Linked DNA regions of Homo sapiens: region 1 is linked to region 2. A link is an interaction called in ENCODE POLR2A ChIA-PET data of the cell type or tissue named here. Cell type or tissue: A673. All regions are shown on one strand. Each heading gives the region's core, and the rest is flanking DNA. Links, peaks and the distances in the headings are about the cores only.

Region 1 (2,911 bases), core at 99-2,598, 210 kb before region 2:
GGGCAGTTACTTCCAGCCTACTTTGCTGAAGCATCTCATTAGAACAACATGAGCGAGGTTTTGGCCCCTTCCTGAGACACTTACGCCATCTATCTAATCTCGTTTCATCCAAATGTCCTTAAGAAGCAGAGACCAATCATTTATCATTTAGTATCATTGTTTCAGGAGAAGGGATATAGGGCAAGTCACTTATTCCTTTTGCTTCCTTTTTTTTTTTTTTTTTTTAAGGAGTCTTGCTCTGTTGCCCAGGCTGGAGTGCAGTGGTGGTGCGATCTCGGCTCACTGCAACCTCCACCTCCCAGGTTCAAATGATTCTCCTGCCTCAGCCTCCCGCATAGCTGGGGTTACAGGCGTCCACCACCACACCCGGCTAATTTTTGTATTTTTAGTAGAGATGGGGTTTCACTATGTTGGCTAGGCTGGTCTCAAACTCCTGACCTCAGGTGATCCACCCACCTCAGCCTCCCAAAGTGACGGGATTACAGGCATGAGCCACCGTGCCCAGCCCCTCTTTGCTTCTAAAACATCAATCAGCTCCATGTGATGACTCCTGCTGTTTTATGGTTTGTATAAATGTATGGGGTGCAGGTGTCATTTCGTTACCTATGTGGATTGCACAGTGGTGATGAAGGGCTTTTAGTACCCACTCCATTTTCTGAGTCTACAGAAAAATATATCTTACCGTGAACTTGGTGCTTCTTTTCTATGCTGAAAACAGGCAACCGAGATAAAATGAGGATAGAAGATGCGTGATCTGCAGATAAACAAAATGGAAAGACAGCTTATTCACTTACTCTGCAGGCATCTACTGAGCATCTATGTTGTGCACGGCACTATGCTAGCTTCTGTAAGGAATAGATATGTCAATGGTGCCCGGCCTCCAGAGCTTACAGTGTGGTAGGAAAGAAGACAACCTTGGAAAAAAGATACAATGTGCTAATTCTCCAGTGGAGCGAAGATGTTGTGTGGTACACAGATGAGAGATTATCCATCAGGATGAGGGGGAAGGAGGCCGCTTGTCATCAAAGTGCTAGATCCTCTGAAGCTCGGCTTCCTCAGCTGACAACTGGGATGATGAATTTGTTTCTCTTAGAATTTGTTTGAAAATCACTGAGGCATCTAGCACAGTGCCTGCCTCTCAAAGAACATTGGTTGGAGTGGATGATGTATCAGTCGTAAGAATCATGAGTGATGTGAATGATGTATGATAGGGTGATCAATCCTGAATATGACTTGAACAGAAGAGAGAGAGCTCCCTGTCAGGGGAGGTAATCAAAGAAAGTTTCACAAGGAAAAGGGGGTGAAAGCTGAGCCCTGAAAGATAAGGCAGAATTTAAAGATGAGGGGAGGGAAGCAGGAGTCGACTAGGGGAGGGTATCTCATGGCAAGATGGAAATGTCATTAGTGAGGGACAGAGACAGGAAGGCAGGTGGTGTTTTCGGTGAGCAGAAATGTCTGGACTGGAGAGGGTCCTAATGGGAAATGGAAGGTCCTGTGAGTCAGCGTCAGACTCCAGAGAGCCTTGAATGCCAGCCGAGGACCCGAGGATGTCAGAACTCTCCAAGCCCTAGAGATCACCTTGTCTAGCCCTTCCTTTACACACGAGGAAACTGAGACTCAGAAAACTTATCCAAGGCGACGTGGGTAGTCAGTCTCTCGGATAGCTGTCGTGTTATTTCCACCGTGCAGTGGCTTTCTAATTGGGTACTTTGGAACCCCAAGTTTCCCTAGAGAGTCCTCAGCAGTCCCCATATGGTAAGGGGGAGAGAGGAAGTTGAGACTGCTAAGAATTTGCCAATCAGATACACCGGGTGATTGCACAAACATTTCACCCGGAACTTTAAAAGATTCTCCTACTTTTTTTTAAAAAAGCGAAAAAACTTCACTTTACAATAGCATGTTGTTTGGTCTTTATATTTTTTTGGTAGAACGGAGCCTTTGAAGATTTTCAAGTACTCAGATAACACAAGTGAAGCACTATTTCAGAACATGCAGGCTGGCTATGTTTATGAGCAGTAAAAACAAGAGACTCGCAATTTAGGTGTGAATGGAGGTCAAGTCCCTGGGAAAGCCTCCTGGAAAATCACGCGTTCCACCATGTTTTCTGTTTTAAAGAACCTTAGGCTCCTTAAAATGCCCTATAACTCATGGTTACTTCATAAATAAACATCTAGCTGATGTAAGAATAACCGGTAACTACTCCAGACACCCAGGGGACCTGTTACTTTTCTAAGTTAATGTTTAGACTCTCCTGTTTCTTAATGCCCTTGACAGGTTTTATTTAAGTTTGAAAAATATCCAAGTTTCTTTCCTGTCTTGCCAGTGTTCATTTTAACTTCTTAGGCAGAAAGAACAGGAGAAGGAACAGTGCAGAGAGGAATGTACATATGTATGTATGTGCCAGCTCAGAAATTATTAGATGGACCTTGAATTAAATATTGCTCCTCCAGCAGGTTTGCAGGAGCTGAGGGTAATTCTCTTCACTCAGATGCCTTGTAGAGTCCAAAGCTGACTGTCTGGGACTAGTTTCTATTATACCTGAGTCCCCACAATGCTGGAATCATTCTAAGAATGCAGCTTTGTAAGAAATCAGACTGGAGTGATGGATAATTGATCAAATGACAAATTATCACTGACTCTATGCTGTTGGGTGTAACAGACCAGGAGTTATACTGCACAAATGCGTGCGTGTGTGTGCATGTGTTCCTGTACGTGTGTGTATGCGTGTGTATGCCTGTCCGTGTGCGTGTGCTCACATTTGTGTTTTAGTGGGTGTGCAGGTGTATGTGTTCATGTCCATGTGCATGTGTATGCATGTGTTCATGTGTATGTATGTCTGCACGTGCTCACATTTATGTGCATGTGTGCCAGTGTGTGTTTATGTCCATGTGTGTATGCCGTCACATGTGCC
Region 2 (2,911 bases), core at 256-2,755:
AGATACACACACCAGAGACACACATACAAACACATACAAAGTAACACAAAGACACACACACACAAAGCCACATGGATAGGCGTAGACACACACACACACAGAGCCATACAGAGATGCACACAGATATGCATAGAGACGTGCAGGCGCACACACAGATAACACACACAGCAAGCACACCAAGCAGCAGCAGCAGCAGCAGCAGCAGCACACAGCTCCCCACCCACCCTATAGACCCTGCAACCGCCCTACAGCCAGAACGGCCCATGCGGCAGCACACCCCGCACCTTCTTGCCCCGGCTGGACAGGCCTGAGTCGCCCCCGATGCGGCCCTGGAGGTTGTGCTCGTTCTCGCCGTGCCGGCACAGGTAGATGGTACGCGGCTGCACGTGGATGTTCATCAGGTAGTACACGATGCGGCTCTGGATGTGGTCCTGCACCCGGTTCACCAGGAACCTCCGGCCCACGTCAATCACCTTGATCAGCGACAAGTCCCTGCAGAGAGACCCCACCGAGAACCACAGCTCAGGCCACCACCCACAGCAGGATGCACCTGGCCCGTCTCCGAAGATGTGATCCCCAGAGAACAGCAAGGCGGGACCGTAGGCCCCTCCAGGGCACAGACTGAATCCTTCTAAGGGGCAGAGCATATGCGTAAGACAACTCCCACAGCTGGTGTCTGGCTGTGAGGCTGGCCTGCCTCCCAGAAAAGGGGGAGAAAAAAGAAAGAAAATGGAGAAAAAAAGAAAGGGGCCTGTGCAGTGGCTCATGCCTGTAATCCCAGCACTTTGGGAGGCCGAGGCAAGAGGATTGCTTGAGTCTAGAAGTTCAAGACCAGCCTGGGCAACATAGCAAGACCTCATCTCTACTAAAGAAAAAAAAAATTAGCTGGGCGTGGACACCCACACCTGTAGTCCCAGTTACTCATGAGGCTGAGGCGGTAGGATTACTTGAGCCCAGAAGTTTGAACCTGCAGTGAGCTATGATCATGCCACTGCACTCTAGCCTGGGAGACAAAGGGAGACCCTGTCTCTAAGCAAGCAGGCAAGCAAGTAAGTAAGTAAATAAATAAATAAATAAATGGAAAGAAAGGAAAGAAAAAAGAAAGGAACTATCGGAGGGACAGTAGCAAAATCAGGCTCAACTCTATGTTGACTTCCTGTACTTCTACACAGTGTTCAAAATATTCCCACTGAATATGATTTGTCATCAAGGATTGTTTTTAAAAGATATTTTCAAAGAGAGTTGATAAAGGTATCCAGCGGCTGTATGTGGATCACCTGAGGCCAGGAGCTCAAGACCAGCCCGGGCAACATAGCGAGACCTCATCTCTACAAAAAAAACTGTCTTAAAAAAATTTTTTTAAAGGTATCCAGGAGCAAATCCTTTGTGGGAACATCAAGAATTCAGTAAGAACCCTCATGTGGGTCTTGCAGAGACGGCCAGCCACGGGAATCACCTGTCGCATTTGTCGGGGTCGAGGGGCTGGTAGCTGGCTTCATAGCAACTGATCCTCTTCATGAAGTCGTCCATGGCTTCTGCCGAGTTGCAGTCTTTGTAATCCGGGCTGGAGATTTTAACTTCCTGCAACACCACAAAGGGGTGGCTGATAAATCACGCTGGAAGGCTTTCTGCTGAGATTAAGCAGGATTTGGGGCTTTCAAAAGGGGAGCGCACAGAAGGCTCAGTATAAAGATTATCCGGCCCAGCGTGTAAGAGAAAGGGAGAAAGATGCTGGGGGCTGAGTCACAGCCTGATGTTACATGGGGAGGATTCCCTGGGGAGATGGAGAACTGAAGCCGGAAGGACAGAGACAGGAAACCCACAGGGATTCCATAATGAACACCTCTGAATGCTCCAGCAAGTCAGGATCTGTCCCGTGCCCGAGTCACCGCCAGACAGCCTGGCGCTGAACTCAACCGAGCTCCACGTGAGGATCCGCAATGCTCCCCGTGCCGGGAGGAGGCTGCTGGTTCTAAGGTATGCTCAGGAGTTCCCAGAGATGCCTCTGGCCTTGTGTGGTTTCTCCTCCACCCCCCACTGCCTGAGGCAGCCCCAGTGTGACCAGTCCGTGGTTAACTGCTTCTCCAACTAGGGCTGTGCCGGCTCCTTTGCAGGGCTCGCTCTCCTAGGCAACAACACAGGTCTACCAACACCCACAGTGGCACAGGCCCCAGAAACCAGGTGGATTTTAGGGAAACTCAGCATTTCTGAATGCCTGGGCTCTTTTTCTCATCAACCACTGCCGTCACTGAGAGGCAGCCACTCTTCAAAGATCGAGTCAGTCGGGAGCTGTGCCTGTGTCCTGGCACAGTTTCAGCCGGGGAAGATGAGAAAGTCCTGCGGATAGAGTGTGGCGGTTGCCCAACAATGGGAATATAATTTGCTGCTGTACTGCACACTTAAAAAATAGCTAAAATGGCCGGATGCAGTGGCTCACGCCTGTAATCCCAGCACTTTGGGAGGCCAAGGCAAGCAGATCACTTGAGGTCAGGAGTTTGAGACCAGCCTGGCCAACACAGTGAAACCCCCGTCTCCTCTAAAAATACAAAAAAAATTAGCTGGGCGTGGTGGCGCACACCTGTAATCCCAGCTATTCGGGAGGCTGAGGCAGGAGAATCGCTTGAACCCGGGAGGCAGAGGTTGCAGTGAGCCAAGACCGTGTCACTGCATTCCAGCCTGGGCAACAGAAGGAGAGTCCGTTTCAATAAATAAATAAATAAATAAATAAATAAATAAATAATAAAAATGATTAAGATGGTAAATTTTACATTATGTATATTTTACCACAATTTAAAAAAAAAATCTAAGTTCACAAATGCCTGGCTCTACCAAGCTGCTTTGAGATTTCATCAGAAAGAGATTTCTGAACATGGTGGGTTGGGGCAAATGATTATCTGCTAGTGGACAACCA

The links. Peaks named below come from ENCODE experiments on the same cell type or tissue, not always from the same donor. Only the 100,000 strongest peaks of a DNase experiment are listed, where the experiment ranks them.
Region 1: POLR2A ChIA-PET joins it to region 2 with 9 read pairs; 2 of 35 experiments call an interaction of 5 or more read pairs at or near these places.

What each region holds. Positions count from the first base shown.
Region 1 is chr10:6,431,345-6,434,255 of GRCh38, reverse strand. All of the region lies in intron 16 of PRKCQ (protein kinase C theta), which reads left to right. Among named protein-coding and RNA genes, the nearest start is that of LINC02656, 82 kb to the right of the region's middle. RefSeq lists a cis regulatory region at 1,377 and an enhancer at 1,293-1,462. In A673, for the core only: no CTCF peak of the experiment used is centred there; no DNase peak of the experiment used is centred there; H3K27me3 peaks cover 2,500 bases.
Region 2 is chr10:6,218,239-6,221,149 of GRCh38, reverse strand. It overlaps PFKFB3 (6-phosphofructo-2-kinase/fructose-2,6-biphosphatase 3), which reads right to left. Exons shown (of 15, transcript NM_004566.4): 7 at 1,457-1,581; 8 at 285-492. Among named protein-coding and RNA genes, the nearest start is that of PFKFB3, 17 kb to the right of the region's middle. RefSeq lists enhancers at 1,545-2,044, 2,045-2,546. In A673, for the core only: no CTCF peak of the experiment used is centred there; DNase peaks (open chromatin) are centred at 659, 1,729 and 2,279; H3K4me3 peaks cover 1,068 bases; H3K27ac peaks cover 2,344 bases.